Linked DNA regions of Homo sapiens: region 2 is linked to region 1. A link is an interaction called in ENCODE POLR2A ChIA-PET data of the cell type or tissue named here. Cell type or tissue: CD4-positive, alpha-beta T cell. All regions are shown on one strand.

The links. Peaks named below come from ENCODE experiments on the same cell type or tissue, not always from the same donor. Only the 100,000 strongest peaks of a DNase experiment are listed, where the experiment ranks them.
Region 2: POLR2A ChIA-PET joins it to region 1 with 5 read pairs; 3 of 35 experiments call an interaction of 5 or more read pairs at or near these places.

Annotation. Positions count from the first base shown.
Region 1 is chr1:2,112,663-2,117,662 of GRCh38, forward strand. All of the region lies in intron 4 of PRKCZ (protein kinase C zeta), which reads left to right. Among named protein-coding and RNA genes, the nearest start is that of PRKCZ, 65 kb to the left of the region's middle. In CD4-positive, alpha-beta T cell, no CTCF peak of the experiment used is centred here; a DNase peak (open chromatin) is centred at 2,734.
Region 2 is chr1:1,994,448-1,999,447 of GRCh38, forward strand. All of the region lies in intron 1 of CFAP74 (cilia and flagella associated protein 74), which reads right to left. Among named protein-coding and RNA genes, the nearest start is that of CFAP74, 6.8 kb to the right of the region's middle. In CD4-positive, alpha-beta T cell, no CTCF peak of the experiment used is centred here; no DNase peak of the experiment used is centred here.

The DNA.
Region 1 (5,000 bases):
TTTTTTTGTTTGTTTGGTTGGTTGGTTGGTTTTTTTTTTTTTTGGAGACAGAGTCTTGCTCTTGTCGCCCAGGCTGGAGTGCAGTGGCGTGATCTCGGCTCACTGTAACCTCCACCTCCTGGGTTCAAGGGATTTTCCTGCCTCAGCCTCCCAAATAGCTGGGACTACAGGAGCTCGCCACCATGTCTGGCTATTTTTTTTCTATATTTGGTAGAGGCGGGGTTTCACCGTGTTGGCCAGGCTGGTCTCGAACTCCTGACCTCAGGCGATCCGCCTGCCTTGGCCTCCCAAAGTGCTGGGATTACAGGCTTGAGCCACTGCGCCCGGCCCCATTTTCTTTACATTTGTGACTTACAGTCATCAGCTGAAGGAAAGACAGTGGCTTGGCTAGGGCCTGCCCACTGCTGGCCGAGGCTGGCCGGGTCACCCAGGTGCCTGCCTCTCCTGCTCTGGAGCCGGGCACTGCCTGAGGGCCTGCAGCACCAGTCAGGGCCCCGGGGGATCCCTCCAGGGTCTCAGTTCTGACTAGCGAGTACCTCGATTCATGAGTATGTTTTTTAATGTAAGGTTTTAACGTAAGGTTTAAAAAGGCAGCCGCCCCGTTTCCTCCCCACTGGTCTCGCCTTCAGCAGTGATTTGTGGTGACTGTGACGTTCTCTTCGGTGGGCTGCCTGTGGATCGCCAAGTATGTGCTCCTGCTGCTTCTACCTGATGTCTCCCCATCTTGGGCTTTGAGGGGGGCTCATCCGGGGCATTCATATTTTCTGCCCGAGTTCGCTCCTGACCCAGGGCAGGTGGAAGCCAGCAGGTGAGGACCAGGGTGTCAGCCAGAAACTCGGAAGTGGCACAGAGGCAGCATCCGATAGCCCCTTTGTCAGAGGCGACCAGGGCCTTGAGTGAGCTGGGATGGACTTCTCTTATCCTGACATCCTGGAAGGGGGTGCAGCCTGCCTGTCTGTGTCCCAGTTGAGTTGGCAACATTTTTTGTCTTTCCTCATGATGCACGAAGTAGTGGTATCTCTGAGAGCCAATGGCAGCCTAGCTGCCGTGGAGAATGCTGGGGGGTGGGTGAGAGTTGGGGCACAGAGGACTCATGGGGCAGAGGCTGTGGTCCAGTCCTTGTGGGGGTGACTCCAGGGATGGCAGGTGGGTGGTGTGGCCAAGGAGGAGGGAGGTCAAGGCACTGGTGTTGGGGCAGGGAGAAGGGACCGCAGTGCCCATGTGTTTGAGGGAGGGGAGATGATGGTGTGGGAGTGTAGAGAGGGCGGGGGCCCAGCCCACAGCATCCATGCCCTGGGGATTGGGTGCCACCGGTCAAGGGCTCCACGGGGCTGGCTCTGGGGGAGGGAGAGCGGGCGCCATGTTGTGTGTGTGGTGCGTGTGGCGCGTGGGTGAGGGTATGGCCGGCTGCGTAAGTTTGTGGAAGCGTTCGGAATGCTCAGGAGATAAAAACAGCAGAGGGCTGCACCCCCCCACCCTCCCACCCCAGCTTTTCTCCAGGAGGACGCTCCGTCGTGGCCTGGGAGGACGTGGAAGGAGGGACCCCGGATGCAGGGCAGGTTCGTCTTGTGTGTTGAGAACGTGCTCTCCAGGGATCTGTGTTAATACAGGTAGCCCAAGCACAGTGTCCAATGAGGGAAGGAACATTTGAAACAGAAGAGATGACTTATTTTGTTGGACAAAAAAGGAATATGGTGGACATTAATTCTTAGAAGAGGTTTTATTTGAAACAAGTCACAAAAATAATCAAACAGCAGGTTGACTTTGGAGTTCAGCTCACAAAAGTTAAGCTTACAGAGCAAATAAAATAAGCTGAAGAAAAAGATAAGATGACTGGGCGCAGTGGCTCACGCCTGTAATCCCAGCACTTTGGGAGGCCGAGGCGGGTAGATCACGAGGTCAGGAGTTTGAGACCATCCTGGCTAACACGGTGAAATCCAGTCTCTACTAAAAATACAAAAATTAGCCGAGTGTGGTGGTGGACACCTGTAGTCCCAGCTGCTCGGGAGGCTGAGGCAGGAGAATCGCTTGAACCCGGGAGGTGGAGGTGGCAGTGGGCCGAGATCGTGCCACTGCACTCCAGCCTGGTGACAGAGCGAGACTCCGTCTCAAAAAAAAAAGAAAAAGAAAAAGAAAAAGCTAAGATGCAGCAGGTGGAGCCGCCTGCCGTTGGGTTTCAGCTTTTCTTATGGAAAGAATGTTACGGCCTGGGTGCCTCCATTCTCTGATTTCTTTTTCTTTCTTGACTTTTTAAAATTGAAACAAAACTCCCTAAAACATGAAATCTGAAGCGTTCAACTCCACGAGTTTTTACAAAGCAAACTGCACCGCGTCACATAGCTGATCCGTGTGTAGCTTGTCCTCTGGACGCGGGGCCACCCCCACACCCCGAGGTGACCCCAGGCGTAACCTACCCGTCCCCGGCCTTGGTGCCTGCAGATAGTTTTGCTTGTTTCGAGCTTTTGTCTTGGGATCCGGGGCCATCCACCCTGGGTGTGGCCGCTCAGTCGGGCCCCTGTGTGGGGCTTTCCCGTGGTGTGGGGTGCGGTTCTGCCGTGTCCGTCCCCACTGCGGGGCTGCTCTGCTGGCTGAATTCTCCACGTCTTATGTATCCACCCTCATCTTGCGAGGCACCGGGGTCCCGGCTTTTGGCCACAGACATCCGAGCGCCTTCTGTTGCCCGTGGCGCATCTTTCATGTGGGCACACCCAGGAGTGGAGTTTCCGGGAAACAGACGTTTCCCTCGCGTGGCCGCACCAGGTCGCACTCTGCACTGTGTTTCTGCCTCCAGTTATGTGGGGTTTTCTGCACCCACAGCCACTCTGGCGCCAGCTGGGTGTCCTGTGTTTCCATTCAGCTCTGACATCAATTACCTGACGTTAGCGCAGACCCTGCAGATGAAGGGCTCATTCCCACAAGCCTGCCCCTACTTGAGAGCCAGCTGCAAGTGCCAGGTGACAACCTGGATTCTGACCAACTGGCTGTGAATCGGGGGTGTCCGTGACCCCTTCCTGAGGCTCGGGTGGGCTAGAATAGCTCCCGGAACTCAGGAAAACACTTTGCTTAGTGTACCCGTTTATTAGAAAGGACAGCCACACGGAGGAGCTGCACGGGAGGCTGAGGTATGGGGGGTGCAGAGCTTCCGTGCCCTCTCCAGGCACGCCACCCTCCAGCACCTTGGTATATTCACCAACTCGGACACTCTCCAGACCATGTCATTGAGGGCTTTTTGTGGAGGCTTCGTGACAGGCACGGTTGATTCAACAGCCAGCCACTGCTGATTACCTCAGTCTCTCCTGTCTCCTCTCTGGACCGTGGGCTGTGGGACGGAAAGTTCCAACCCGCTAGGCATTCCTTGGTCCTGCTGAAGACCAGCCGCATCCTGGAGCTGTCCCGGCTCCCGGCTCCCCGTCATCTCATTAGCATGCAAAAAGACACTCTTACCGCACTCCAGGATTCCTAGGGTCAGAGGGGCTGCGCGCTGGGAAACTGAGACAAAGGCTGAATCTGTGTTGATGGCACAGTCACTCTGGGTCGTGTGGGAATTCCCGATGCACCTCCTTCCAGCACATGGACTGTCAGAGCCCTGCGTTGTCGCCAGCACAGCAGATCTGAAAGGCACTAGGCTGTGGCCTCGCGACGGCTGAGGTGAGCTGCTTCTCCGAGGCTCCCGGGTTATTGGGGACCCTCCTTTTAAAGGTGCCTGTTCCAGTCTTTTGCCCCATTTCAAAATTGGGCTGTCAAAGAACAATGTCATTGGGGGGTCCGTCTTTTTTGTTGGTTCCTGGGGGCTGTGTGTGTTTTAGAGACAAGTGCTTTGATTTTTTGTGTTGCAAACAGCTTCTGTCACTCCGCGGCTCGCCTTCCACTCCATGGATGGTGTCTTCTGATGAACAGAAAGTAAAAGCTTACTTTATAATTAGGGCTTTTGCGTCCTGGCTGTGTGTGGGGCCTCTTTCTGGACTGATCTGTCCCCTTTGTTTTTTGCCCCCATGTCGTACTGTTCTGATTTCTTCTGCTTTATAATCACCATTGGTAACTTGTGTTATGAGTCTCCAATTTGGGGTTTTTAGTTTTCAAGGTTATCTTGGTTATTGGCTTTTTACATTTCCATACACATGGGCTTGTTAATAAGCCATTTACAGTTGGCTTATTTGCTTTCAAAATCTCCATAAGACATTTGGATTGCATTTGGATTTCTTGATCAGTATGGGAGATTAGCATCTTTACAATACTGAGGTTTCCAATCCGTGAACATATCTTTAGGCCTTTGATTGGGGTTTTTTTGGCAGGGGAGTTGCGGGGGGCAGACAGGACCTCACTCTTGCCCAGGCTGGAGTGCAGTGGCATGATCATGGCTCACTGCAGCCTTGACCTCCTGGGCTCAAGCAATCCTCCCACCTCAGCCTCCCAAGTAGCTGGGACTACAGGTGTGCACCACCATGCCCAGCTATTTTGGCATTTTTTTGTAGAGACAGGGTCTCCCTATGTTGCCCAGGCTGGTCTTGAACTCCTGGGCTCAAGTGGTCCTTCTGCCTCAGCCTCCTAAGGTGCTGGGATTACAGATGCAAGCCACTGCACCCGGCCTTAAATTCTTTCAATAATATTTTGTAGTCTTGTGTGTAGCGGTCATCCACATTTTTTGTTCAAATGATTCCCTGGTATTTCAGTGCTTATGCTGTTTTAAGCCGTATTACTTTTACAGTTTTTTTTTTTTTATCTTTTTGTTTATAGCAATGTGTAAAGAAGTGTGATTAACTCATTTGTCTTGGCCTCTCCTGGTCCCCGTAGTTTGTCTGTGGTTGCTCCGGAACCTCTCTGTGCGCTGCCATTTTGTCAGTGACCGGCTGTTTGTTTCTGCCTTTCCTTCAGATGTTGCCTTGTTACCCTGGCACTGTTGATCCTTCCAAAACAGTATGGGACAGAAGTGGTGACAGCCACATCCTCTCGTGCCTGATTTCAGGGAAAAGCTTTAAGAATTCCACCATTAAGGGTGCTGT
Region 2 (5,000 bases), 120 kb before region 1:
CCAGTAATTTTTTAAACTTACAAAGAAACAATTGCATTTTAAAGTCCTGGGAGGCAGAATTTTAAGGCATCTTGTAAAATTCCAACAATATTTTTTCCACTTGAAAGAACTGATTAAGCTGCTAGTCTTTGAATGGCAGGATTTTCAGAAACTATTTAGAAAATGGCCAAACCTATTCAGCTCTGTGCTTGTGAATTCCATGCGGCCTCCGCGACGTCATTTTGCTGGACACCCCGTGGATGTCAGTCTTCTAAAAGGTGTCATTGCACACACACAGTTCCTCTGAAGATGATCACACTAAACCATATACACTGAGCATCCGGTTAAAGACGGCACTTCCAACAGGCAGCCACCTCTGATCTCTCCTGAGTCCTCACTAACAACAGGGGGTAGATTTATTGTTTTCAGTACATGAATCTACCAGGGCAAGGGTCATTGGGAGAAACAGGAGCAAAGAGAAGCGGGAGGTGGAGGGATGAGGGTAGCTGTCCCTGCAGACAGAGGCGCTGGCTGACCCTCTGCAGGAGAAGCTGAGAACAAACCCGACGTCGCCACACAGCTGTGAAAGGTTCAGGACTGGGCAGCTTCAGGTGGTCCTCCAGTGGGAGCAGTGGGATTGGGAACTGAGAGACCCAGGAAAGCGTGCTGAAGAAGCAGTGGAAGTTCCACTGTGGTGACATGGCTAGCCAGTGTGCTGGCATCACACTGAAAATCATCAGAAATGCCGGATAGGACTGTACTTTAATTCTCGTAAAAATGTTGAAGAACAAACCAGGTGAGGTGGCTCACACCTGTAATCCCAGCACTTTGGGAAGCCGAGGTGGGCGGATCACTTAAGGTTTGAGACCAGCCTGGCCAACATAGTGAAACCCCGTCTCTACTAAAAATACAAAAATTAGCCGGGCGTGATGGCGCATCCCTGTAATCCCAGCTACTTAGGAGGCTGAGACAGGAGAATCGTTTGAACCCGGGAGGCGGAGGTTGCAGTGAGCTGAGATCATACCACTGCACTCCAGCCTGGGCGACAGAATGAGACTCAGTCTCAAAAAAAAGAAAAAAAAAAACAGTTGAAGAACGGACAAAATAAGAAACTTTCAGGTTAAAACCTAAGTAAAAATATAGATTAAATAAGCAAGCTAAAGGGAAGTATATTATCGAGTTGCATTAAAAACTAAGAACAGGCCGGGCTCGGTGGCTCACGCCTGTAATCCCAGCATTTTGGGAGGCAGAGGTGGGTGGATCACGAGGTCAGGAGATCGAGACCATCCTGGCTAACACGGTGAAACCCCGTCTCTACTAAAAATACAAAATTTAGCCGGGTGTGGTGGCGGGCACCTGTAGTCCCAGCTACTCAGGAGGCTGAGGCAGGAGAATGGCATGAACCCGGGAGGCGGAACTTGCAGTGAGCCGAGATTGCACCACTGCACTCCAGCCTGGGCGACAGAGCGAGACTCCGTCTCAAACAAACAAACAAAATGAAAACAACAACAACAACAAACCCAAGAACAACCAAAAAAAATCAAACTAACTTTTTTTGTTTTTGTTTTTGTTTTTTGAGGCAGAGTCTCACTCTGTCGCCCACGCTGGAGTGCAGAGGTACGATCTCGGCTCACTGCAACCTCTGCCTCCCGGAGTCAAGCAATTCTTGTACCCCAGCCTCCTGGGCAGCTGGGATTACAGGCACAGGCCACCACGCCTGGCTAATTTTTGTATTTTTAATAGAGACGGAGTTTCATCATGTTGGCCAGGCTGGTTTCAAACTCAAGACCTCGGGTAATCCGCCCGCCTCAGCCTTCCGAAGTGCTGGGATTACAGGTGTGAACCACTGTGCCTGCCCAAACTCTCTACAGTTTAAGAGAGAGACGTCTAAAACACAAGCTTAAGAAGCATTGCGTCAGAAAGAAAGGCAGGAAGCATAAACAGGAAGTTAGTGGAGTTGTCTAGAAACAGACAAAAAACTTAGGCAAAAAGCAGGAACGGCAGTGGGGACACATTCTAACCGCATGTTCAATTCACCAGGAAGACTCAGCAGCTTCAATTCTGCACTTCACGTTGATTGATCAGATTATTCACTATGGGAGCTACTTTAAACATACGAAAAAATAGAGAAAAAATCAGATTAAGTGTGTGTAATCTCATGTGGGCTTCTAAGTGGACTGGCAGTAACAGAAAGAAGGTCTCCTGAAATACTGGCCGGGTGCGGGCGCTCATGTCTGTGATCTCAGCACTTTTGGAGGCCGAGGCGGGTGGATCACTTGAGGTCCGGAGTTTGAGACCAGCCTGACCAACATGGTGAAACCCCGTCTCTACTAAAAATACAAAAATTAGCTGGGTGTGGTGGCAGGCACCTGTCATCCCAGCTACTCAGGAGGCTGAGGCAGGAGAATCGCTTAAACTCAGGAGGTGGAGGTTGCAGTGAGCCAAGATCATGCCACTGCACTCCAGCCTGGGTGACAGAGCAAGACTCTGTCTCAAAAAAAAAAAAAAAGAAAAAAAAAAAGAAGAAGAAGAAATGAACATCTGTAATGTGATAGAGTATATATATACCAAAAATTACCACAGCAAACGTCACACTTAAACATTAAAAACATTCCCTTAAGACCGAGAACAAAACAGGGACGCTCTCTAAAACCACTTCTCAGTATTCATCACGTCCCCAGCCAGAACAATCAGATGTAAAAGAAATAAAAGGCGGCCGGGCGCGGTGGCGCACGCCTGTAATCCCAGCACTTTGGGAGGCTAAGGTTGGTGGATCACCTGAGGTCAGGAGTTCGAGACCAGCCTGACCAATGTGGGGAAACCCCGCCTCTACCAAAAATACAAAATTAGCCAGGCGTGGTGGCGCACGCCTGTAATCCCAGCTACTTGGGAGGCTGAGGCAGGAGAAACGTTTGAACCCAGGAGGCGGAGGTTGCAGTGAGCTGAGATTGAGCCACTGCACTCCAGCCTGGGCGACAAGAGCGAAACTCCGTCTCAAAAAAAAAAAAAAGGAAATAAAAGGCATAAGGAATGGAAGGGAAAAATGGTCATTATTTCAGATAAAATGACTCTACATAGAAAATCCAAACAAATATACAGATAAGTTATTTAATTAAAACAACTTAGTAATGTTGCTTGGTACAACTTCAATAATGAAAAGCAAGTATATTTCTATTTATCAGAAGAAATAATGAGAAAATGAGATTTAGAAAAGCTACCGTTTATAATCACATCAAAAACCATGAAGTACTCAAGAAGAAATACAACAAAAGACACACAGACCTCTACAGAGAATGCGAGGAACCCCCTCGGGCAGCATGAAAGGAGACAGACATAAAAATAAATGGAACAAACGACCCATTTCTTCAACAAATAAATGGCCTGGAGGAAAATAAGGAAGGGGAGGTCTTTAAGTGAAAAGAGCCTCAAGAGACAAGTCGGCCACATGCAACCTGGGGATCTTGTTCAAATCTCGATTCAAGCAAACCAGCTGTAAAAGACATTTTTGAGACAATTCCTGAAAGTGAGCACAAACTGGCATTAGTTTCCATTAAGAAATTATCAATGTGGGCCGGGCGTGGTGGCTCATGCCTATAATCCCAGCACTTTGGGAGGCTGAGGCGGGTGGATCACCTGAGGTCAGGAGTTCGAGACCTGCCTGGCCAATATGGTAAAACCTCATCTCTACTAAAAATACAAAAATTAGCCGAGTGTGGTGGCGGGCACCTGTAATCCCAGCTACTTCGGAGGCTGAGGCAGAAGAATCACTTGAATCTGGGAGGCAGAGGTTGCAGTGAGCCAAGATCGTGCCATTGCACTCCAGCCTGGGTGACAGAGCGAGACTTCATCTCAAAAAAAACAAGAAATTATTAATTGTATTGGGGTTGATGATGATTTTGTGGTTATGCTAAAAATGAGTTTCTATCTGTCAGAGGCATCTGCAAAGGTTTTTACAGGTGAAATGATATATCGCCTGGGATTTTCTTTGAAACATGCTAGTCCAGATCTACACGTAGGGAGGGGTAATGGGAGAGGAATGCTGTGAGGCTGATAGTTGCTGAGGCAGGGACGGGCACCTGGGGCTTCGTATTATCATTCTCTTTACTTTTTTGACTTTGCAATTTTCCATAATAAAAGTTTTTTCTAAAAGAAAGTCTAAATAAATAGCCTGGGCGCGGTGGCTCACGCCTGTAATCCCAGCACTTTGGGAGGCCGAGGTGGGCAGATCGTGAGGTCAGGAGATCAAGACCATCCTGGCTAACAGGGTGAAACCTCATCTCTACTAAAAATACAAAAAAAAATTAGCCGGGCGTGGTGGCGGGCACCTGTAGTCCCAGCTACTCGGGAGGCTGAGGTAGGAGAATGGCGTGAAGCCAGGAGGCGGAGCTTGCAGTGAGCTGAGATCTTGCCACTGCACTCTAGCCTAGGCGACAGAGTGAGACTCCGTCTCGAAAAAAGTAATAATAAAATAAAATTAAAATTAAAAAATAAAATAAATAAATAAATAGCTCATGTTCAAGCACTACAAACTCAATGTTGTCAGGAAGTCAGTTCCTTCCAGATTGCTCTATAGATTCCCTAAAACCCCTATCCAAATCCCAACAGAAATGTGTGTGTGTGTCTACATGCAAGAGCAAGAGAATGAGAAACTCGTCTGGTGAATTTTAAAATGTATATGGAAGAACAATGGAACAATAGTTTTGAAGGGGGAAGGGGTGCCCCACCAGATATCAAGATTGATTCTAAAGCTGTAAAACTAAGACAGTAGAGTGCTTTGGACAAGACAAACAGACCAATGGAACAGATCAGAGAGGCCAGAAACAGGCCCCCACGTACTAGCGCTATGCAGGATAGAAGCAGGGTTGCTGAACAGCAGCCACGGAATGGACATCTTTGTCGGCACCCACCCAAAGATCAGTCTCACGTGGATTAAAGACTCGTATGGGAAAAATCAAAATTCAGCTACAGTGTGTGTTAGCGGGGAGTCGATGGGGGGTGGGAATGGAGCCTTGTTACTTCAG